Regions from separate parts of the Homo sapiens genome. Here regions 1 and 2 are each linked to region 3. Evidence: read pairs that join two places in POLR2A ChIA-PET (ENCODE). Cell type or tissue: GM12878. All regions are shown on one strand. Region 1 overlaps PPARGC1B (PPARG coactivator 1 beta). Region 2 overlaps PPARGC1B (PPARG coactivator 1 beta). Region 3 has its middle 50 kb from the start of PPARGC1B.

Region 1 (8,000 bases), 130 kb after region 3:
AGGAAGCTACAGGAAGGCCCAGCAACCCAGAGAGGCTGCAGCTGTAGTTGCTTAAGGACTCTTGTGTAGTAATCTCACTGATGGCCATTGTCTTTTGAGTATCTACTTTGCACTAGACACTATGTGAAGCCCTTCTCGTTAATCCTCATAAGAACCCTAAGCAGGTGGGTGTACCCTATTTTACTGAGACCCGGAGAAGTTAAATCATTTGGCCAAGATTACACAGCTCAGCACCGCCCCGTCCCTGACCCCCGAGCTCCTCTGGTTGACGGTCCTCTGGATAAGTGTTCTCCAGTTCACTTTGACCCTTCTCAGGACTTGGCCCAAGGCCCCAGCTTCTGTCTGGTTGCTCCAGTGACCCTCAGTGTAGTGTCTGCCCTGACCTCAGGAACCAGTTCAGAGCTGGTCTGGAAGAGCATTGTCCTACACGGTCTGAAAGGACACAGCCATGTGGCCCTCGCTCCTCCGTCCCTCCTGGCTTGCTGGCTTCTGGCAGCACTCAATTTGCGACGTGAGCTGAACCGGTTGTGTCTCTGGGCTTTGCATGTTGCCTGCCTCCCGGGATTCAGATGGTCTCTGCTGCTTGTTTTTATTTTTCTTCTTGACTTCCTCTCCTCTCCTCCTTTCCCTCTGCTCCCACCCTGTCCCCATCTGTTGTGGCCCCATGGGGGTCTTTTCCTCCCCTCCCAGATGTGCAGGCAGGATTTGGGATGGAGGCAGAAGCCTCCTTCCTTCTGGCTTCTCGAGAAGGAAGGAAGCTAACAGTTTGGACAGCTGTTACCTGCCGGGCTCTGGGCTAGGCTTTTGGCATACGTGATCACACAGAGCCCTCATGACACTTCTGTGAGGCATACACAGCTTTATCTCTACAGATGGGGCAGCTGGGGCTGGGAGGACTCAGGTGTTGCATCCATGGTCACATGATAAGGATCTGACTCGATTTAAAATTTTTGGCTTCCCAAACTTAAATGTGCCTATGAATCACCTGAGTATTTTGTTAAAATGCAGATTCTGATTCAGGAGGTCTGGGATGAGTGTGAAGGGCTGCGGTATTTAATAAGCTCCAGGAGAGGCTGATGCTGCTAGTTCATGGACCACAACATGAGTAGCATAGGGAGGAGCCAGCAGAGCTCCCACTTGCCACTTAAGGGATTCTCCCACTTGAGGGTTCACCAGCCCTCAATCCACACCACCTCCACCCCCTCCACTGTCTTTCCTCCTTTTTAGGAATTGCTGATGGGGCACCTGACACTTTTCCACCCTGCCCACGTGCTGACCCTGCATGTCTCAGGGCCCTGGTTGTCTGCTCTCTGAGGTTGACCAGTGCTGGAATATGGGGGACTGAGGCTCAGAGAAGTAGAGGGACTTGTCCCAAATCTCATACTATTAGCACAGAGGATTCAGGTTGTGACTCCCCATCCAGTGTTCTCTACTATTGCTTCCACTAGGACTCAGAGGTCTTGAGATTCTAGTCCTGGTCCTGTCTTTGACTTGCTCTGTGACTTTAGGCAGCTCACTTTCCCTCTCTGAACCTCAGCTTTCCTGTTTGAAAAATGGCTTAACCTCTGCCCTGTTGTGAGTGTCAAATGGGAGAATATCTAATTTACAGCATAAAGGATTTTTATGAGCCCTGAGACCCACCAGTCCTAGTAGAGTGGGAGAAACCTAGTAGGGCAGGAAAGTGGGTTCTCGTGGTACTTACATGTGCGTATGGCAGGGGCTTCATTTGACAAAACACCTCCTTGTTCTGTCATTGAGAGAGTTCCTCGCCTCCTGCCTGTTTCTCTTAGTCCTGGGTGGCAATCAAGCATCTGATTTTCCCCCTTTCCTAGTTCAGGTGCCTGTTATTCTGTCATTAGCACACAGTAAGGAGGCCCAGGGGTGGGGAGCCTGCTGCAGTGCCACCCCCACCCCAGGACACATCCCTATTACTTGAGAAGAAGGGAGTGTGGAAACGTGTGATTCAGTTGACACAGATTCATTGTACTCGCCCAGTTCTTCGCTCTGGAACGCACTTCTACATAAGGCAGGCTCAGCTGTGGCTTAGGAGGCCAGCCAGAGCCTCGAGTCTGCAGGACCTGAGCGAGTGGTGGTCTGCTCAGCAGGCCTCCTTGGCTTCCCTTGGCCTCTGGCCCTCACTGACCACATGACCAAGGAGAGCCTGCTGGGGCCAAAGAGAACCTCTTTCCCACCAGCTTTATCTGGGAGCCTGTGGGTCTGCGTTTCTCATCATCTGACCCACTGGAAAAGGAAAGGCAGGAGTTTCCATAAGGGAATAAATGGATGCGGAAGGAAACCACCCCTCAACCCCCGGTAAAGGGGGGTTAGTGTGAGAGAGACTGCAGCCTTCACGATAGTGTGAGGCAGAGATGCCAAAACTGTCCTGGGAAATAGTGCCTCTGCGCCTCCACCCCACACCCTCCCGTCCTGCAAAGGTTTAGTAAGCACCTACTCAGTGCTTGGCACCTTTCCAGGTGCTGGGACTCAGCAAAGGACAAGGCCAGGTGCTTGGACAGTTTATATTCTGGAGAGGAGACGGATGGTCCCTGGTTCCATGCTATGCTTAAAACACAGTGATGCGGCCGGGTGCGGTGGCTCACACCTATAATCCCAGCACTTTGCGAGGCTGAGGTGGGTAGATCACTTGAGGTCAGGAGCTTGAAACCAGCCTGGCCAACATGGCGAAACCCCATCTCTACCAAAAATACAAAAATTAGCCAGGTGGTGGAGCATGCCTGTAGTCCCAGCTACTCGGGACGCTGAAGCAGGAGAATCGCTTGAACCCAGGAGACAGATTGCAGTGAGGTGAGCTCACACCGCTGCACTCCAGCTGGGGCGACAGAGTGAGACGCTGTCTCAAAAAAACAAAAACAAAAACCCACAGTGATGTAATCCCCGTGAGTGGAAGGATTGGAGTGTTGGGGAAGGCCTCTCTCACTGCGACTGAACAGTGGGAAGGTGGCCCCAGGACCTGGGGGAGGTGTCCCAGGTGGACAGCCCCAGACAGAGGGTTGTGTTCCATGGGAAGGAAGAAGGCCACCATGCCTACTGTATAGGGAGGGTGGGAGAGTCCAGGAGGTGGTGAGAAAGCAGGCAGGCTCCAGCTGCACTCGGCCCCTGAGGACTCCGGGTTTTAGTCAAGGGCAATGAGAAGTCAGGGGAGGGTTTTCAGCAGGAGAGTGAGCGATGAGCCCTGGTATCCGCTCTGCCTCCAGCTCGCTGGGCATGGTGGGCAAGCCCTGCCCCTCTTGATGGGAGCTTCCTCCTTCGTGATGTTGCCTGGGCTTCTGGAACCCAGGAAGACTCTCAAAGGTACTAACAGGTGTGGAGAACTTTCCCCTCCCCATTCTTTCAAAGTCACATAGATAACATGGGGAATGCCCACTTTGCTGGATTCTCACAGGCTGCTCAGACACCCTGAGTGGTAAATACCATGGACTTGGGGAGTGGTTTCTTAGTCTGGGGTTTGGGTCAAATTAACTATCATAGGGTCCTTAAATAGCCTACAAAGTAGTGTATATGGAAAATAGGTACGTGTATATGAGTTTATGCAAATAGAGAATTCACATGCAAGATACATCACCCTACTTCTAATGTGTAAGAAAGAAATAGAAATATGGCTATTTATTTATTTATTTGTTTTTTTGAGACGGAGTCTCACTGTGTCCCCCAGGCTGGAGTGCAGTGGCATGATCTCGGCTCACTGCAACCTCTGCCTCCCGGGTTCAAGCGATTCACCTGCCTCTGCCTCCCGAATAGCTGGGATTACAGGCGTGCACCACCACGCCTGGCTAATTTTTGTATTTTTAGTAGAGATGGGGTTTTGCCATGTTGGCCAGGCTGGTCTCGAACTCCTGACCTCAGGTGATCTGACCCACCCACCTTGGTGCTGGGATTACAGGTGTAAGCCACTGCGCCTGGCCTATTTATCTTTTTTGCCAATCACATAATGTTAAATTCACTCTGGTTAAATAGGAATATGATGGGTTGCCACTATATGACTTTTGGTTAATAAACATGGGAAACCTAATTAACTCTTTCATAATTCCTCCCATTTCAAAGCCCAGGGCCATGGTGGAGCTGTGGGGGTTCCCCAGGGAGCCCAGTGTGGGAACCACAGGACCAGATGGGCTGTGAGGCCCCTCCAGCTCCCACGCTGTGCAGCAGCAGGGGCAGCTGTGGGCCGAGCACTGCTGAGTCATCTCTCCCTCGGCCTGGTCATGTGTTGGCTGACAAGCCCAGGCTGGTGTGGAGTCCTGGCCTGGGTTATTGGGGAACTGACTTCAGCTCTGGCCTGCCGAGGCCCCCAGCCTACTGGGAAGGGGGAATCGCCAGCTACCTACTGCCTGTCCACCCACCTGAGGGTCCCCTGTCTGTTCATAAACCCCAGGAGCCGGCCACCTGAGAGGGCTGCATATCCTGGGTGTGTGAGTGCTGCCTGGGGGCTCTGGCATGACAGCAAGGCGGCAGTCAGCTCCAGGCAGCACTGGGCTGAAGGTGTGCACTGGCATCTTGCTGCCCTGTTGAGCATGACATTTCCTTAAATGCCATGAAGGGGCTGCCTGACCTTCACTCTCTTGCCAGGACCCCCTTTCTACCTCTTTCTGGGTTATTTATAACAGTGTTTACAAGAAAAAGGGCTTCTCAGCTGAGCCCTGGCCCTGCTCCCTCGGTCTCTCCTGCCAGCCAGGGCAGGAGATGCGGAAATAGAACCAGAGAACGTGGACACTATAGGACCCCAGAAAACACCTCCAGATGGAGTGTGTGGGACACTTTGTTTTTTTAGGTCTCTGGGACTTTTTTTTTTTTTTTTTTGAGACAGTTTCGCTGTTGTCGCCCAGGCTGGAGTGCAATGGTGTGATCTCGGCTCACTGCAACCTCCGCCTCCTGGGTTCCAGCGATTCTCCCGCCTCAGCCTCTCGAGTAGCTGGGATTATAGGCACCCACCACCATGCCCAGCTAATTTTTGTATTTTTAGTAGAGACGGGGTTTCACCATATTGGTCAGCTGCTCTCGAACTCCTGTCCTCAGGCCGTCCACCCACCCTGGCCTCGTAAAGTGCTGGAATTATAGGCTTGAGCCACTGTGCCTGGCCAACTTTTTAAAAAAAATTGTGGTAAAATGTACCTAACATAAAATTTACCCTTTTTTTTTTTCCTTTTTGAGACAGGGTCTTGCTCTGTCATCTAGGCTAGAGTAGTGCAGTGGTACCATCACAGCTCACTGCAGCCTCAACTTCCTGGGATCAGGTGATCCTTCCACCTCAGACTCCAGAGTAGTTGGGACAATAGGCATACGCTACTGTGCCTGGCCAATTTTTGTATTTTTTTTTTTTTTAGAGACAGGGTTTTGCCACGTTGCTCAGACTAAAATTTACCATTTATAAAGTACAAAACAGTGGCATTAAGTCCATTCACCATGTCATAAAACTATCAGCAGTCCAGCACTTTTCTGTCCTCCCAAAGTCAGGTACTTTGTCATCCTCCTGACACAGGAGGATGGCTGGCATGTCCCTAGGCACATCTGAATTTTGAGGAAATCCCACACAACATGGCAAGGAAAGGAAGCACCTGCCAGCTCATGAGCAGGGTGTCAGTGGTCGCCCCTTCAGCCGTGTGACATGAGCAACAGTCACCCTTTGCTTTCCTTCCGACTCAGGACCAAGGTCAGAATTCCAGCGAGTAGACTGCCAGAGGACATCCTGATTGCAGGAAGAACCAGGAATCTGCTCCAGTCTCTTTCTTTTCTTAAGCAAAATCGATGCATTTCACTAACTTCACTCCTTTCATTAGAAATAGGGCACGTGTTTTGTAACTCACCTCAAAGCTGAATGCCACCCCCCATCCTGGCAGGCCATTCACCATCTTTGAGAAGAATTTAATAACAGTTCCTGGAGAGTTTCTTATAAGCATTTTACAGTTTTCCTAAATACCTCATGAGGGCTGGAGCAATTCCACAGCAACTAGGAGGTTATGGGCCCCATTGCAGAGATGTTGAAACTGAGGCCCCACTAAATGGCGTGACCCGAGACATGGTCCCATTTTAGTCACCTGCATGAACAGTAACTTTCTCCATCTAATCCCGCCCAGGTGAGGGCTAAGGTAAGGCAAAGGAGGCACTTGGCTCTGGCACAAAATTTAAGGAGATGCTAAAAAACTCAGTCGTCAAGATCAATCCTATTTATATCAGTGTTTAAAAAATAATTGATATAAATATCCATGCTGAACAAAATATCCAATTTTAAAACAAAGGCAGAAACAGCAACGGGGCCATGCGTAGCCCTACAGGAACCGAGGCAAGAGGGAAAAAATTGGCACCACTGACCTCACCTTTACTTAGAATTTTGGTATTTTGTTAATCTTGGGTGGATATTTTGCATTAATTTTAAAATTGCATTAAAATATGATCTACCTTGATGACTGAGTATTTTGATGTGTAAGGCACCCTAATTCCAGCCCCAGCTCCACCTCCCAATTTCTGTGAACTACTGGAACAGCTGACCCCTGCCTTCAGGTCCCCAGGCCCTGGGGTCCTTGGATGCCAGGGCCTTTCACTCCTGAGAGTCAAGAGAGCAGCTGAGGATGGCATTTGATCCCTGCAGTCTATTTTTGTGCCTGCCCTTCAGCAACTGATAAAATGTTGCTCTCGGTAGAGCTGATGTGTTGAAATGGTGAGTGTTGATGTCAGGTGGTTTGTGTGATCATGTATCTTCATTCTTGACCTTGTAGAGGGGCCTGGAACCAGGAAAGAAACTGAACTCTCAGCGTTTTTGCCCCCCACAGACTTTGACAAAACCTGAAATTGTTATCTGGTGACTGAGGCTGCCAGGAAGCTTGGTCTTGTCTTGGGGCTGTGTGGAAAAAATGCACATGTTGCGCTCTCTTGTTTTTGTACACGGTCCTATACCCTTTACAAGACACTCATTTTGTTTCTTGAACGCATGTTTATTGAGCACCTACTATGTGCCAGGCATTATGCTGGGCATTTGGGATACAGTGGGCAACAAGGCAAACCCAGACACAGCCCCTGCTCACATGGAGCTGCCAGTTGTGGGAGGCAGCAGTAAACAAGTAGATAAATTAGTAATGGGGGTAGTTCTGGAGATGGATGGTGGTGATGGCTGCATAGCAATGTGGGTGTACTTAATGCCACTGAACTGCACACTTAAAAATGTTTAAAATGGGCCAGGCATGGTGGCTCATGCCTATAATCCTAGCACTTTGGGAGACCAAGGCAGGAGGACTGCTTGAGCCCAGGAGTTTGAGACCGGCCTGGACAACACAGAAAGACCCCTATCTCCACCTTAGATAGATAGATAGATAGATAGATAGATAGATAGATAGATAGATAGATCCATCTCTACCATAGATAGATAGATAGATAGATAGATAGATAGATAGATAGATAGATCCATCTCTACCATAGATAGATAGATAGATAGATAGATAGATAGATAGATAGATAGATCCATCTCTACCATAGATAGATAGATAGATAGATAGATAGATAGATAGATAGATAGATAGATCCATCTCTACCATAGATAGATAGATAGATAGATAGATAGATAGATAGATAGATCCATCTCTACCATAGATAGATAGATAGATAGATAGATCCATCTCTACCATAGATAGATAGATAGATAGATAGATCCATCTCTACCATAGATAGATAGATAGATAGATAGATAGATAGATAGATAGATAGATAGATAAGCAAGCAAGCAAGCTGGGAGTGGTGGTGTGCACCTGTAGTCCTAGCTACTAAGGAGGCTGAGGCGGGAGGATTGCTTGAGCCCGGGAATTCAAGGCTGCAATCAGCCATGATCATGTTACTGCACTCCAGCTCGGGCGACAGAGTGAGATCCTTTCTTAAAAAAAAAAAAAAAAAAAAAAAAAAATTAATCAATTTCATGTTATTTATATTTTACCACAATTTAAAAACATACTGATAAAAGGAGGCAGGGGATAGCAGAGAATGATAAGTGCTAATCGAGG
Region 2 (8,000 bases), 97 kb after region 3:
TCTGCCATGTTTTGTGCAGCTGGTGCATGGGTGAGCCTGGCAGCTGACCCTCCTCAGCCAGTGCTGCCTACACAGGGGAAGACACCTGCGGCTCCTGCTCTGCCCCGTGGGCAGGAGTGGGGCAAGGCAGCGTCTACTCTTAGGTGTGTCTCAGCCTGGCCCCTGCCTGGCTGGTTGCTCTGTTCTAGCCTGGTCCCTCCCAGGTCCCTCCTCACAAAAGGCAGCTCCACCTTCACAGACAGGGGTCAGGAGGAGGACAGACAGATGGAAATCACATATCCAAATCAGTGTGTAGTTACGCACTGAGAATGTGAGGAGGCTAACAGACACGGTGATGGGAGGCAGAGCGGCCGCGGGAGGGACTGAGATGGGGCCGGCAGGGTGGCCATGTGCTGGAAATGGATGTGTGAGGTGAAGCGCTTGGAGGCGTGGGGGAGGCTCAGCTCCCATCCCTCTCAGATGGGAGCTGAGTGCAAACTTCAGGAGGGAACTGGCTGCCCAGCGTGTTGGTGACTCTCATGAGAACTGGGGACTGTGGGCGGGGCTCAGCCTGCCCCACCTCTGCTGCCAGGCACCCCACTGGCATTTCTCTGGAATGTTGGTGCTCTGTCCCCAGATGCATGGCAGCCTGTACCTGCCAGTCAGAAAGCAGGTGTCCAGTGGTGAGCCTCAGGGCTCCAGCCTGAGCCCTCCTGCTTTGGCCACTGTAGCACCAGTTAAGAGAGCAAAGAAGGTACTTGTCCTGGGTCCCCCTTTCAGCTCTGACCTGAATTCCCTTTGGGGAGAGGCCATGGTGACATGGGCATCAGAGCCCCAGCGGAAAGTCCAGGGGTGGCACCTTGCAGCAGCCATGAGGCAGAGAGCCTGTGGAGTCCCCTGTTCCCCCCTAGTGAGGGGACACCGTCGTAGAGAAGTTTACAGAATGGGTGTCGGGGCCTGAGTTAAAGTTAGTGTTGCTGCTACTGACTGTGTGCACTGGGCTCCGGTTTCCTCACCTGCACAGCAGGGCTAAAAATCTGGCATAGCCCTGGGTGCTGTGAGGTTGCCATGAGATGCTACAGGTAAGGCATATAGCATTTAGCAGTGAGCCGGGCATATAGCAGCGGATCAGTAGAGGTCTGCGGCGCTGGTAATCCTTCTGGCTTCTGGTCCCACGATGACCGGCCTGACCACAATAATCACATCCGAGCATTAGCGGGGATTGGGATGATCTCTAGGACTCCCAGCTTTGACATTCATTCATTTGTTCATTCATTCATCTAGCATGCAGGCCACACCTCTTAGGAGTTTGTCTCTATTTAGGGTGCCAGGGCTTTAGGGACCTGTAATGACTAGGTCCCTGCCCCATGTGTGACCTGGCAGCTGGGCAGGCCTGAACCTCACCCCCTCTCCCTCCTGCCTCTGGCCCTATACTGACTTGCAGAACTCCATTTGTAGCTGGATCCTCAGGCCTTCTCAGAAGATGACAGATTCTCCAGGATCCACTCATGGGAGTCATGGAGACCAGGCTGCTGCTTTGGGAGTTGAGAGCATTTTGTCTAGTGGTTGGGTTCTATCCCTACTCGCGCTTCCCAGGATCTAGATGGGCTCATCTGGGACTCAGTGGAGCAGCATGTCCCCACAGCCAGAGAGCCGGGCGAGCTGCAGCCACAGCAGGCAGGGGAAACTGGTTCCACAATTCCACCTAGAATTGCTTCCCCCTTCTCCCTTTGGTGGGCTGTGTTCATTGGCAGCTGAGGGTTGTGTAGGGGTGGAGTAGGGCAGCTCCCTACTGTGGAGGCCTCCTGCCAGCCCCACATGGCTGAACTATCACCTCCTACTCTGGGCGTTACTGTAGAAGCCATAACTACAGCCCAGTGGGGGCAGAGGCAGCTGAGAATGCACATTTTTCTGTGGATCTGGAGAGGGCAGGGCATAGTGGTAATAGGAGGTGATATGGAGCCTAGGTTCTTGTCCCCACTATCATCACGGCCTTGTGTAACCTTGGACAGCTTCCGTGGCCCTGCAGGTCTTCAACTTCTTTCCCTTCACAGAGGCTCAGTGATTCTTGCCCTGCCTGCCGCCCAGGTTGCTTGGAGGATGCAGTAGGGTGACGCATGTGGCCACAGGGATAAAGGTCGTGACTGAGATGGTGCAGGAGCTGAGATGCGCCTTTCAGCACCCATGGCAGACAGAACGAATTCAGTCTCCACACTCTTACCCCTGAGCTCCAAGAGGCCTCAGAATCCACTGCAAAACAAGGCTTCAGGTAGTCCTCCCAATTAATTGAAGCTGACACTTGAGATAAACATTTTCTGAGAGACCTAGAAAGGCATGCTGAGTCTGCAGCTAGGCATGCCTTGTGGTAGGGGCTTTGGCTAGTGATGCCCACACTCTTCCCTGTCCTAGGATGGGAGCCAGGAAGCACTCAGGGATCTGAGCTCTGGATTTTCTGATCAGATTCTGCCTTTGGATCTCCTTCTCCAATTCACCCCCTACCCCCTTCTCTTTCTCCACATGCAACAATAAAGGGAGTTGTGGCATTAGGTGCACTGGACTGTCTAAAGAAAGTAAATCAGATTGGATAGAAATAAGTCCTTCCATTTTCCTCTCCCTGACCTAACAAATTCTTATGACATAACCAAGCTGTCCAAAGCCAGTATTGCCCCCTAGTGGTTAGCATCAAGAATACATAGACTGCCCAACCCTCTTCCCCTCCACCTCCTTCTCTGCCATACCAAGATACCACCTCTTTTCCTCTGTCATTGTTACTAACTTTCTCTTCATACAAGTATGTTTCTTTTTGAACCCCTGTACATTCTATTCTAACTCTAATAGGTGTCATAGAAAAGGCAGCAGAGTGTAGGTGATGAAAGAACATTGGACTGGGAGTAGTAGGGGCTGAACCATAGCCTCACTTCTGTTGCTAGCTTGCAATGAGACCATGGGCAAATTCCTTTCCCTCTCTGGGCCTTGGTTTTCCTATCTGCACTACAAAAATTCTGCCTTATGCAGCGTTTCCCAAAAGAGGTTCCAAAGGTTTTTTTTATTTATTTATTTTTATTTTTTCAACTTCCAGCAGCACCCCAAAGCTTTTTAGGCTGGACAGTTTTGCATTGTGTAGGACTGCCCCAGGCACTCAGGACAGTTTGCATCCCAGATCTCCAAGTCAAATCATTGTGGTAGGTGGAACACCCACATGCTCCCTGGCAGTAATACTGCTGTGGTTGGCATTCGTTGAACTAGGGGATCTTGAGAGCATGTGTAGGTGGTTGCTGGTTTGATGAGAGTTGGGTGGGTCGTTGGTGTCAGCTGCAGCTAGGATGCAATGAAGACATCTGGGGCCCTGGGAATGACCCACCCAGAGGCCACCATTGTAGTGTAACGGAGGCACTGTGGCCTCAGCAGTTAGCCCCACATTCACATCCCCTCTCTGCCACTTGCTAGCTCTGGGGCTTCAGACAAGTTTGAGCAGGATTGTGTATGTGGTTCTCAGTTGACAATGGAAATGGCCCCGTAACCTTTTCCTGTTGGCAGCGGACAGGGAGAGGCTCTCCTGGCTTCCTGCACTCTGCACACACATGTGTGTACACACCCTTGCTCTTGCCCAGTTCCTGGTCCCGAGTCCTTCCCCACCCTCAGCCCAGCTCTTCCATTATTGTTAATGATCATGTCCTTGTGGGGAGCCCTTTCAGTTTGCAAGAAGGAGGTTATTCCCATTGTGCAGGTGCTGGGCCTGAGCCTCAGAAGGTAGTGTGGTTTCCCTTAAGCAGCAAGGCGAGGCTAGAATTCAGTCTGAATCTGTTCTTCTTCTTGTTTTTGCTGAGGCAGTTTTGTGGCTTTTTTCATCTACGATTTATCAAAAGCACTTAGTATATGCCCTGGCTTTAGAGTCATTTTCTCAATTTTCCCAAACACACATAGACCGACAAAGACCCCTGCTCACCACACATGCTCTGCCCACTTTACAGATGTGGAAACTTTAGAGGGAAGTCCAGAAACACATGCCACGGTTGCTGAGCTCTCTGTCTGCAGAACCTGTTCCCTTCCTCCCCCCACCACCCAAACTCTCCTACCTCCTTCCAAAAGCCACCACCCCCTGGGCCATTGGCAGCCCCTGCCCGGTTGTGAGGCCTGGCCTGAGTGGTGCTGACAATCAGGAGTGGGAGGGGGCCTGCCTGGCTCTGAGCTCAGGAGTGTGTTGGGAAATTCCGCCACCCTCCCACGCAGGCAGGGAAGAGTTAAGTGGCTGCCTTGTCCCTCATGGGTCCCAGAGGCCTCTTCACTCCTTTTACAGACTGGGTCTCCTAAGGAAACTGCCGGGCAGCCGGCCCCTCCCCCAGCATCCTCACATCTTGCCTTCTTTGGTCCTCTCTCCCCATGAGAACCACACCACCCAGGGCCTCTAGCTTCCCAAGATGGGGACACTTGGAAGTAGAGATTTAAAAACTGTCTTTGTAACACACACACACACACACACACACACACACACACACACACACAGTATCCGGCTGCTTGTATCCATGTAGCAGTGCCCCCCTCCCCCCCCACCACAGACACACACACAGAGTACCCGGCTGCTCATATCCATGTAGCATCACACACACACACACACACACACACACACACACACACACACAGTATCCGGCTGCTTGTATCCATGTAGCAGTGCCCCCCTTCCCCCCCCCACAGACACACACACAGAGTACCCGGCTGCTTATATCCATGTAGCAGCATCTCACACACACACACACACACACACACACACACACACACACACACACACAGAGTACCCAGCTGCTCACATTCCATGGAGCAGCAACACACACACACACACACAGAGTACCTGGCTGCTCGTATCCATGGAGCAGCATCAGCTGGGTCTCAGCAGGTGCTTTGTCTTGGAGGGGATGACAGAAGGGAGGCAGCCCCTGACCCAAGAGTGGTGAGGAGGCCTGGGTTCCTGGCAAGGCTTTAGTCTGTCTGTCTCTTACCCGCCAGTCTGCAACTCCGTGATGGGAGAAGAGGTCTGTGAGCTTCCCTGACTTAGCCTAGCCCTCCAGTGGCCAGAGAGACTCCAGAGGCAGGGAGAGGAGGCTCCAAGCAGAAGCGGGGCTCTTGGGCTCCCTGGGTTGGGGACCTTCAGGACTGTCTCATGGAGAGTACCTGCATCCCTGCCATCCCACCAGGTAGTGGCCACACAGTCCTCATGACCTCCCACAGCTGCTTGCGGCTGCCATTGGGCAGCTCTGATGGTCACAAGGGCTTCCTTAGAATAAATGAGCTGCAGTCTCAGCTCCCACCATAGCCTGGGCTTGGCGTCGTGGGCCCTCATAGAGCAAGGCTCACCCCTCCTGCAAGTCACAGCCCTTCACGCCCCTTCCTGCCCAAGCTCCCCTACCAGCACCCCAGGCCACAGGATCTGTCACTGCTTGGCTGTGGCTGGGTGACCACAGATAAAACCTGGCACTCATGGCCTCAGTTTCATTGTTTGAAAAAAGGAAAGTTTTATGGAGTGTGTGTAGTCATAAAACCATCCTCTTTTTTCCAGGATTCCAGAAAAAGAGATTATCCAGAAAGTTTTAGAAATATCTCACAGGGGAGATGACCCATGCCTAGCATCTGTGTTTGAGAGGGAGTTTCGTCACAGACCAGTGTCTAGGGAGCCCTAGAAAGCTGTTACTCCCAATAAGGCCTAGTTTTTGAATGTCACAAAAACTAGACTCCTCAGAAGGAGGAGACTCCTTGAGACAAAGTCCAGACTCCTCGGGACACCAAAGGCCCATCGTGATCTGACCCCAGCCAGACTCTGAATCTGAGTGCAGCCCATGGAAAGGAGTCCTGAATTTTGAGTCTGGTCTCTGCTACAGCCTGGCTGCACTGTCTCAGATTGCCAGGCCTCTCTGGCTTTGTCTTCCCACTGATAAGATGGGGATGAGGCTTGTTAGAGTTCAGTGGGGTGAGTGCATACACCATGCCTGGCACGATCTCAGTGCTGCTCAGTAACAAATACAATGGGCACTTTGCGTCTGGGGGAGGGGCTGCCTCTTCTGCCCTCAAGGCCAAGTTTTGAAACCCCCATCTTCACAAAGTGTTGCTGGACCACTTCAGGCACCACTGCAACATCCATGCCTTCAGGAGGTTTTTATTGAACATCTACTGTATAGCACACACTAAGGATACAACAGTGAAAAGACCAGCAGGCCACTGCATCCCTGGAGCTCTCTAGAGAGAGAGAAACAAGGAGACAAATCAGATAAAAAGCAACATGCTCTGGGAAGTCCAGGGAGGGAGGAAATAATGGGAGTCAGCTGGAGGGGGCAACAGGGAAGCCTGTTCCAGGAGTGACTTTTGAGACTACCTGGCAAAAAAGAGAATTTGAAAAGGTCTGGAGGGGTTCCAAGAGGAGGCCACAGGTGTGCTGGGGAGGAAGATGTGAGAGGCCTCCGGAGGTGGCAAGGTTAGGGCATGCCTGTGCCTTCCCACGACACTGTGTGCTGGGGTTGCCCAGGATGTATCCGGGATGCAGGGAGAGGCTTAGTGCTCCATGATTGAGAAAGGAGTAGATGGAGCCCCTTCCCAGCCCCTTCCCCTGGCCTTGGTCTGCACAAGATCTCTCCTGTTTGCTGGTGTCATTTTCATTTCCTAATACCCTCTGGCTGGCAGCAAGTGATTGACTGTGTCCTCAGCCCAAGATGCTGAAAGGAGGTCTGAGTGAAAGGGCTTTCCACCTAGGGGAGTGTAAGGAGAGAAAGCTGGGATGAATTCCTAGGCCCACAGGTACAAAGCCTGTTTCTGCTGCAGGGTCTGGGAGCTGGGAGACAGACGGGAGCAGAGCCGTGTGTGATTGGAGCATCGAAAACCCACACACCCAGAGCACAGGCTCCAGCGCAGGATGAGCAGCCAGAGCCCCGTGTGACCACCTGGCCCCAGGCCTGGCCGGTTCAGATTCTCATCCTTACTGGTCACCAGCTCTCAGTGTGTGACCCACGTTGGCTCTCCTGACCTTGAATTGGGTGCAGGATTTCAAATCAAGCCTTAACTAATGTTTAGTGGGCACAGTCCCAGTCTGGGAGGAAGATGTCCAGCTCTCCACTGTCTCAGCATTGAACCTGAGACAGGGTCCCTCTCCCTCTCCAGGCCTCGGATTCCCCATGTGTACAGTGAGAGGTTTGAACTAAAGGTCTCTAAGGCCCTTGTTGATTTGATGATCTGTTATTCCTGTTGTTCTAGTTTTGCAGGTCCTTGGCAGTGGAGGGGTAGTTGTGTGTCAGCGGTTAGATAATGTGAAGCATAGTTAATCTCAAAAAGTTATTGATAATTTTAAACATTAGGCACATTAATAGAAAGCTGGGGCCTAGAACTAGAGAGGAGATGGTTCTGTCACCAAAGTAGCCAAACAGATATGCTCTCAGAGAAAACAGAATCAAAAGCAGGATGACTGTAAAGCAGGTGTTCTTCCACATGGGTGGAGGCAGTAGAGGTGTGCAGCTCAGAGGAAACAGGCCACCTGCAAACATTGGCACGGGAGAGGCGTGGCACTGGTAAGTGGAGGTCAGAAGGGGAAGTTCTGGCTCGAGCTAAGAAGGGGCTTTCCGGCAGGGCGCGGTGGCTCATGCCTGTAATCCCAGCACTTTGGGAGGCCAAGGCGGGGGAATCGCCTGAGGTCAGGAGTTTGAGACCAGCCTGGCCAACATGGTGAAACCCCCATCTCTACTAAAAATACAGAAATTAGCCAGGCATGGTAGTGGGCACCTGTCATCCCAGCTACTTGGGAGGCTGAGGCAGAAGAATCACTTGAACCCGGGAGGTGGAGGTTGCAGTGAGCCGAGATTGTGCCACTGCACTCCAGCCTGAGTGACAGAGCGAGACTTCATCTCAAAAAAAAAAAAAAAAGAAGCAGCTTTCTGAATGAAAGATGGCATGAGCTGGCCTGCCTTGGGCAGTAGGGAGCTTCCTGTCATGGGAGATATGAGAGGGCAGGTGCATGGTCACCTGACAGGTTGGCTGTCCTTTGTCCT
Region 3 (8,000 bases):
AGAGTTGACTCACCTGGCAGAAAAGTTCATCCCTTTCTCAATTCCCCTTCAGTTCTTCAAGGAGAAAGCCTTGAATGGGTGCTAGACTCTCCAACACCTCTCTGACATTTACTAACCTCCCTTTTCTATAAAGAGAGAGCAAGCCTCAGTCTCAGAGCCTTCAGCAGGCAACAGTGTCTAGCTGGGATTTGATAACATTTCATTGCATGTATTTTTATGGCTGCCTTCCATTTATGGTCAGTGATATCAAGTTTCCAATTATGGCAGTGATATCGAGTTTCATTTTTCATTAAGGCATTTAAGCTAAGGGGGAAAATAGACCACTTTTAAACATATATTAAGTAAATAATGGTACAAGTGGTCTAGAGCTATGGCAAAAAACAGGAGGGGAGGACTCAGATGACAGAAGGTTGGGAAAAACTTGGATAGTAAAAAGAGCACTGGGTTTGGAGTCCTGAAACTGTGTGTAAGCACTTATGTCCTCCTCCTCCCAGTTGTGAGGACTCGTTGACATCCAGGATGGGAAAGGGCTCCAGGAACCCTGGGGCCTCTTGGGACATTCCTTATTGTCAGAATAACAACAGGAGGCAGTCTCCACCCTGATCCTCCCACTGGGTCCTGGGCATGAAGGTGGGAGTTAGCAGTGTGGGGTAAGGTTAGTGTCCACTTCATTCTAGTAACTTTTTTGGTTCATAAAAGAAATTAAGCCTGAAAAGCAAATCTCCCCAAAGATAAAATATTCAAGGCCGGGCATGGTGGCTCATGGCTATAATCCTAGCACTTTGGGAGGCCAAAGTGGGTGGATTGTCTGAGGTCAACAGTTCGAGACCAGCCTGATGAATGTGGTGAAACTCCATCTCTATCAAAAAAAATTAGCTGGGTATGGTGGTGTGCACGTGTAGTCCCAGCTACTCGGGAGGCTAAGGCAGGAGAATCGCTTGAACCCGGGAGGTGGAGGTTGCAGTGAGCTGAGATTGTGCCATTACACTCCAGCCTGGGTGACATAGCAAGACTCCGTCTCCAAAAAAAAATAAAAAATAAAAAAATAAGAAAACATAAGTTGTCCAAACACTGTTAGGTATACTTTGCTCTCCTGAAGTGGTGTCTAAAACTGAAGCCACAGGAAGGTTTAGAATGTGAGGCTGTCGCCGGTGTCAGCTTGGTACTCAGTACAGTTCCTGAGCACCAGGAGCAGGGCAGTCTGGCATTGGTCGCCAAGGGGAAGCGACCTCTCTGTGGCCTGGGGAGTTGCTGTTGTTGCAAGACTGAGAACTCAGTGCTCCCGTTCCTGGGGGCTTCCTCTTACAAACTTTCGATCTTGATGTTGGTGGGTGTGTTCCTGCCTACTCCACTCCCCAGGCCCCAGTGCCCGGGAGCTTGACCAGCATGGGCACTGCCAGACTGTGAAACAGGGGATTTCCTTCAGGGCATTTCTGCAGTCACCACAGTTGAATCTCTCTCTTTGTTTACTTCTTATTGCCAGTTGTCACCTACTCCTGGAAGGTAAGCTGAATGAGGACAGAGCCTTGTTCTCACTGGTGTGCCCAACACCTTTTGCAGTGTCTTGTGCTTAATAAGGATGGTTGAAGAAACAAATGAATGGGAAGGACCAGAATGTAATCTTAACGTTCAGCTTCCTCACAAGGCCCCAGACAGACTCCTTAGAGCATGATTGCAAAATATGGAATTGGGAGTGAGTTGGAAATTGGCTTTTTCTTGCCCCTGTGACCTCTTAATCTAAAAAAAGTCTTAAGGAATGAATCCTTTTAAAATGAAAGTTTAAGGCATTTAAAATTGCTCTGAGTTCAAAAATCTAAAGCAATATTTAAGGAGCATTGGTATGCTTTCATTAGTTACCTAAGTCACAAAAATGTTCCCTTTGGGGCTGGATCCGGGGAACGAGAGGGTTCCACATGGTTCCATGGGACAGCGCAGCTGGAGGAGGGTGGTTTGCTCCAGTTCACTCTGGAGAGGTAACATTAGGGCTGACCAGTGCCTAATGTCCACCCTAGCTCACCACCACTTTGCTTTCAACGGGGACACAAATCCTGATTCTTCCCTTAGTAGCCATGGGACATTAGGCAAGTCACATCACTTCCTCCAATGGGGATAATAATGGTACCTATGTTATGAGGAACTGGGGAACTGTTTTAAGAATTAAATAAATGCGTGCATGGAAAGTCCTTCAAACAGTATCGTCCATAGTAGGTGCTCAAAAAATATCAGCTTTAATCATTATTTCTTCCATTTTTCCTTTCTGTAATATAATGAGACGAATTCCAAGAATATAAAAGCATTGCAAATTATTTTAAGGGAAAATAGGATTTATGGTCTCTAACAAATAAAGTGTACATTTAGAAGGGTGACGTAAATTCCAAGAGACAAATGTTGTTATCAGTGAGTTGGGGATTTTCCCTCCTATAGTTTCAGCAACTTTCCTAAAGATGTATGATCTCTGTTTAAACCCCAAGCGCTCAAAATGTTAGAGGCTTTACTGAAGTCAAGCGTGGGTGACCTCTGCTTTTAATCAACAGGCAAACTGAAGAGACTCCCTAAAATTTAATAGCTATAGCTCCATTTGTTTTTTTTAAATCACCAAATTAAAAGTAAACCACAGATTTATAATTATTGCCTGAAGTATTACACTTTGAAATGTAATATACTGATTATGATAACTTGCAGAGAAAATCAACTTATACATAATGGATTTTTATGTCCCTAAATTACTGAAATTATTTTTCACCTAAAAAGAGATTGCACATAGTTTAATTTTCCCTTAAATTTTCATTCACCGCACCCCATCTCTTCCAAATGCAACAGAATCTTTTTCCCCAAGGTGTCAATATTAGAGGGAATCATAATTTCTACTCTGGAACCCTTCCCTCTTCCTTGGAATTTGCTTCCCATGACTGCACACACTCAGGCCCCTCTTCTCTCTCGTAAATTCAGCTCCCAGCTGAAGAAACCAAAATACCAGGACGCAAGGACAGGGATGGTCTGTTCTGAGGATCTTCAGGGAATGAGCTATACCCATCTTCCTGTCAAAGGCATTTCCCAATTATTCTCCTGAAAGACCAAGGCAGTCTCCCTTCTGGGAAGAAGGGGAGAGGGTGTGGATACACATGCCTCACCCCCTGCCGCCTGTTAACATGTAGCTGAATTCTAGAGTCGTAACTTGATGTCCTGCAGTGTTAATTCCCATTTTACTGATGAGGAAAGGGTAGGTGGCTGTAGGGTGACATTGTATAGGCCATTTCTTCAACAGGATTTTGCTCGGTTCTGTTTTGAGCACCTGCGGTGGACCAGGCCCTGCTTTAGGTGCTGTCCACACAATGATGAGCAAGACAGTTCTACATCTCCCTGGAGCCTGAATATCTTTATCGGTATAGTGGGGACAAAAATCCCACAACAATGACTTGGCCCTTCTCAAGGTGTTGTGTGGAGATCAGCTGAGCTAATGGAGGAGAAAGTGCTTTGTAACATATTAAGGCATGATACCAACATGAAGAATGATCAGGTATAGAGTGAAAGTAGATGTTAAAAAAGAAGGCTTGTTTTTCTGCACTCTTTATTAAATGATAACAATAACAACCACTCATTGTGCACCTACTGTTTGCCAGCCATTTTATGCACATTCTTCCAAGACCTCACAGCAACCCCCAAGAGAGCTGTATGATCTCTTGCAGGGGCCAGGGCAGCTTGCCCTAGGTCACGCGGCTCGTGTGTCTTGGAGCCAGGATTTCAGCCAGCACGACCTGCCCATTTCCCTTTTGGCAGACTCTCATGTAGGCTGTGGGGCAGGGCCTAGGTATCCTGGAGAGAAGGACCAAGGAAAGGCTGAAGGTAGAATGGAAGAGGAAGGAAGAATAAATGCATCTCCTTCAGGATCACAGAGGCAAAGATGAGCCCTGGGGGTGCCAGGGAACTTCTCAGGAAACAGGCAGTCAGGGACAATGACTTAAGGGTTTGGTAAGAGTTTCTAAACCTTTGTAACTTCCTCTTATTGGTTCTTCCATTATTCAGGCCTTCTGCCTATGGGAAGAAGCAATGAAACACAGCCTCTGTCTACCCATATGTATTAAGTGCCTACTATAGTGCCAGGCAGGCAAAAGGAGATGGGCTGGGGAGATGTCTTTTCAGAGGCAGGAGGAAGGGAAGTGTTGAGGAGTCCTGTGATGCACCCACTGTGGCTGAGAATGAGAACTCCAGAGGACTGAGAGCATGGGGGTGGCTCAAAAGAGGAACGGAAAGCCCATGAGTCTCTAGGGCCTTCAGAGAAGAAGAAAAGGGGAACAGGGAGGCATAAGCCCAACCTGGTCCTGAGCTGGGTGGGCCAAGAAGGGCGAGGACTTGGCCCTGACCCTGCCACAGGCTGTCACAGGGTTGAAATTGGGCTTGGGCTGGGCTATGTCCTCCTTGGCCCTCCAAGCCCTGAAGTTCCTCTTCCTCCTCCCTCCTCCCTCCCCTGCTCCACAAGCACCCACTCTTGCATTCTTGGGGAATCAAAGGCTAAAAATAAACAGTTGCCACCAGACTCTGGGCCCAGGGGGGAATGGGTTCCACAGGAGTCCTGTGGACAGTGGGTTGAGGCTGGGGCGAGGGGACGGAAGGTGGGGGGACAGCTAAAGGTCTTAGGACTCCCCCAAGTGGTGATGCAAATAGTCCCCCCACCCCCCACCCTGGCTCTGGAAGAGCCAAGCCTTCTAGCCTTCAACTCCATGACCTTCTACAGCTAGGGCTATTTGGATCCTGGGCAATGTCACTGTGCCTGCTGGAGAGATAGAGCATGTGGCAAAAAATAGCTTCACCTCCTTGCAGTATTCCTACCCATAACTGGACTCAGAGAGTCTTTATCAGTCCAAAGGCATTCTCCCAGTGGAGCAAAGGTGCTTTTCTGGGAAGGCAGAACCCGTGACTCCTCAGCCCAGAGAATACTTAGTGGGGTTCTCCTTACCGAGAGCATCGCTGGAATCCTTTGGAAGAGAGTCCAGTTTTTGGGGTGGAAGGCGGGGTGGGGAGTGGGAGCCGATGTCAACTAGCAGCACACATCTGTCATCTAAGAAATCTTCTTGGGTCTTAGCTGTCCTCCACTCTTCTGTCTGTGTCACTAACAAACACAAGTCCACTTCCAAAACTTACTTGATGGATTCATGGAATGTTCCAATCGAGTAATTGCCCAGACTTTTGTCTCTAGGAATCCAGGGGCTGGGAGACCCTCCCTGGCTCTGTGTTAACTCCATATTTAGCCATAAAGAGACTGCACCTCCAGGGTCAAGGACCCTGGTGCCTCTGAAAATATTAATAAGAACAATAATAACAACACTAGCTACCATGCATGGAGCACTGCTGATGTACCAGGCATTGTGGTCATGACTTTATGTGGATTATCTCCCTTAATCCTCACAACAACGCATGTTATAGTTTCATACCCATTTTACAGGTGGGAAAAATGAGACCTGGGGAGATTAAGTTGCTGCCATTTGCACACACATAGTCAGTGATGGAGCCCAGATGAGATGGTTTATAACAGTCTGACTCCAGATCCCATACTCTGAGCCTCTACGGAAAATGTTCTGTTTCAGATGAAGGACCCACCAGGGAACAGGAAAGAAAGGCTCAAGGCCAGTGGCAAGAGTCCCCAGAACATTTCCCTGGAGAACTTTCACTGTGCCCTGTCCACTGCTGTGTCCCCACAATTGCATTCTGCAATCCCACTAGCAATGGCTTGGTCAGAGGTCGAGCCACCCTGACCTCTCGGGCCCTTGCATACGCAGTTCCATCTGTCTCAAATGCCCTTCCCTCTGCGCTGAACTTGGCCAACTCCTGCCCAGATTAATAGCTCTTTCCTCAGAGAAGCCTGACCTGGCCAGATTCAGTCTCACCACGCCATGTAACTCTGTCTTACAGGCTCTAGCACAGTTGTTATGGAAATGTGTGTTAGAATTTATGGTATCTGTCTCTGAAAGGAATGTAAGCAGGAACCGTGTCTATCTTGTTCACCGAGATATTCCTGCAACTTAGCCCAGTGCCTGGCACATAGTAAGTGTTCAGTAAGTACTTTTGAAGGAAGGAAGGAAGGAAGGAACAAATGAATGAATGATTTGTCAAACGTTGACTGGATGATTGAACCAGTGATCTCAAATGCATTTGGCTGATGGGATGTAGCAGCCGTTGTGCAGAGCAGGAGGGAGGCTGAGGGGAAGATGCTACCGTGAGAGACAGTGCCTCCCTGGGGGCGGTGACAGAGAGAGAGAGGAAGGAACTGCATGGCCTGTGATGAACTAGATTACCCCAAGACTCCATCCAACCTTGAAATGCTGTTACTTGATGTGAGGATGGGCTGGCGTCCCAGATGTCAACCCTTTAAGGTCATGGTCCCCCAGGCCCTCCTCGTTTACCTGAAGAATCCATTGGAGTAAATCCGACCCTATGAGTTCTAAACCTTGTGAGGAAAGAGCTGCATAAAATTGCTTTGAAATGGTCATGGTGGAAGCTCCTCCAAAGCAGCTCATTCTGGAGGGTGGGATTCCTGAGGGCGTTTGTTTCTACATCACATGTTTCTTTTATGATTTCTCCCTCCCTTAACTTCTTCCCCCCAAAAAAATTACCTTTGTATTAAGAGTAACAAAGCCAGCCGGGCATGGTGGCTCACGCCTGTAATCCCAGCACTTTTGGGAGGCCAAGGCGGGCAGATCACAAGGTCAGGAGTTTGAGACCAGCCTGACCATGGTGAAACCCCGTCTCTACTAAAAATACAAAAATTAGCCAGGTGTGGTGGCTCACGCCTGTAATTGCAGCCATATGGGAGGCTGAGTCAGGAGAATCACTTGAGCCTGGGAGGCAGAGGTTGCAGTGAGCCGAGATCGTGCATTGCGCCACTGCACTCCAGCCTGCGTGACAGAGCGACACTCCATCTCAAAAAAAAAAAAAAAAGTAACAAAGCCAAGTTATTAAGGACGTCTTCAAATATTTGGGGGGTAGAAGTGCCTATTCTTTAAGGAGTTTCTGGTTGCAGAGAATGAGGAAAAGGGAGGAAAGAGAGGCTGGGAGTGAGTGGCTGAGTCGGAATGACAATACCACTGATGACTTGTTTTTCTTATTTTGACAATTAACATGCAGTAAAATTGACTTGTGTGTGTGTTACATTTTTTTTTTTTTTTTTTTGAAGAGCCTTGCTGCAGTGGTGCAATCTTAGCTCAGTGCAAACTTCGCCTCCTGGGCTCAAGCAATCCTCCACCTCAGCCTCCCGAGTAGCTGAGATTACAGGTGATTGCCACCATGCCCAGGTAATTTTTGTACTTTTTGTAGAGATAGGGTCTCACTATGTTGCCCAGGCTGGTCTCAAACTCCTGGGCTCAAGTGATCCACCCACCTTGGCCTCACAAAGCCTGGGATTAGAGGTGTGAGCTGCTGTGCCCGGCCAGTTCTACAAATGTTAACGTATATGTAGATTTGTGTAACCACCATTGCAATTAGGATATAAATCAGTTCCATCTGTCCAAAAAACTACCTCGAATTGCCCTTGATAGTCACGCCCTTCTCCCAGCCCTGACTCCTGGCAACCGCTGGTCTGCTCTTCATCGCCCTAGCTTTGTCTTTCAAGAATGCTGTGTAAATGGAATCATACAACACATAACCTTTTGAGACTGGCTTCTTTCACTCAGTTGTTCCATGTATCAGTGGTGAGTACCATTTTACTGCTGAGTAGGTTTCTGGTGGTGGTCTAGTAGACAAACCACAGTTTACTTACCCATTGAGCAACATTTGAGTTGCTTCTAATCTTTGGTGATTGTGAATAGAGCTGCTATAAACATTTGTGTACACGTTTTGGTGTGCATGTAAGTTTTCATTCCTCTAGGGAAATTACCTAAGAATGAGATGGCTGAATTATATGTTAAATAAAGGTTTCACTTTATAAGAAACTCCCGAACTGTTTTCAGGGAGGCTGCAGCATTCTGCAATCCCACTAGCAATGTATGAGGGTTGCGGTCAGTCTTCAT

Evidence for each region. Peaks named below come from ENCODE experiments on the same cell type or tissue, not always from the same donor. Only the 100,000 strongest peaks of a DNase experiment are listed, where the experiment ranks them.
Region 1: POLR2A ChIA-PET joins it to region 3 with 5 read pairs; 2 of 35 experiments call an interaction of 5 or more read pairs at or near these places.
Region 2: POLR2A ChIA-PET joins it to region 3 with 5 read pairs; 2 of 35 experiments call an interaction of 5 or more read pairs at or near these places.

The regions. Positions count from the first base shown.
Region 1 is chr5:149,801,812-149,809,811 of GRCh38, forward strand. The region is part of intron 1 of PPARGC1B (PPARG coactivator 1 beta); the gene reads left to right. Among named protein-coding and RNA genes, the nearest start is that of MIR378A, 73 kb to the left of the region's middle. RefSeq lists enhancers at 2,425-3,234, 3,886-4,535, 4,125-4,269 and a cis regulatory region at 4,192-4,202. In GM12878, no CTCF peak of the experiment used is centred here; DNase peaks (open chromatin) are centred at 3,300 and 4,170; H3K27ac peaks cover 5,723 bases.
Region 2 is chr5:149,773,346-149,781,345 of GRCh38, forward strand. All of the region lies in intron 1 of PPARGC1B (PPARG coactivator 1 beta), which reads left to right. Among named protein-coding and RNA genes, the nearest start is that of MIR378A, 45 kb to the left of the region's middle. RefSeq lists enhancers at 1-364, 4,109-4,288, 7,300-7,379. In GM12878, a CTCF peak has its summit at 2,636 (motif pointing left); DNase peaks (open chromatin) are centred at 2,636, 3,296, 3,826, 7,476 and 1 weaker place; H3K27ac peaks cover 5,750 bases.
Region 3 is chr5:149,676,658-149,684,657 of GRCh38, forward strand. No RefSeq gene overlaps it. Among named protein-coding and RNA genes, the nearest start is that of PPARGC1B, 50 kb to the right of the region's middle. RefSeq lists enhancers at 3,697-4,016, 4,107-4,156. In GM12878, no CTCF peak of the experiment used is centred here; DNase peaks (open chromatin) are centred at 1,374 and 4,214; H3K27ac peaks cover 1,305 bases.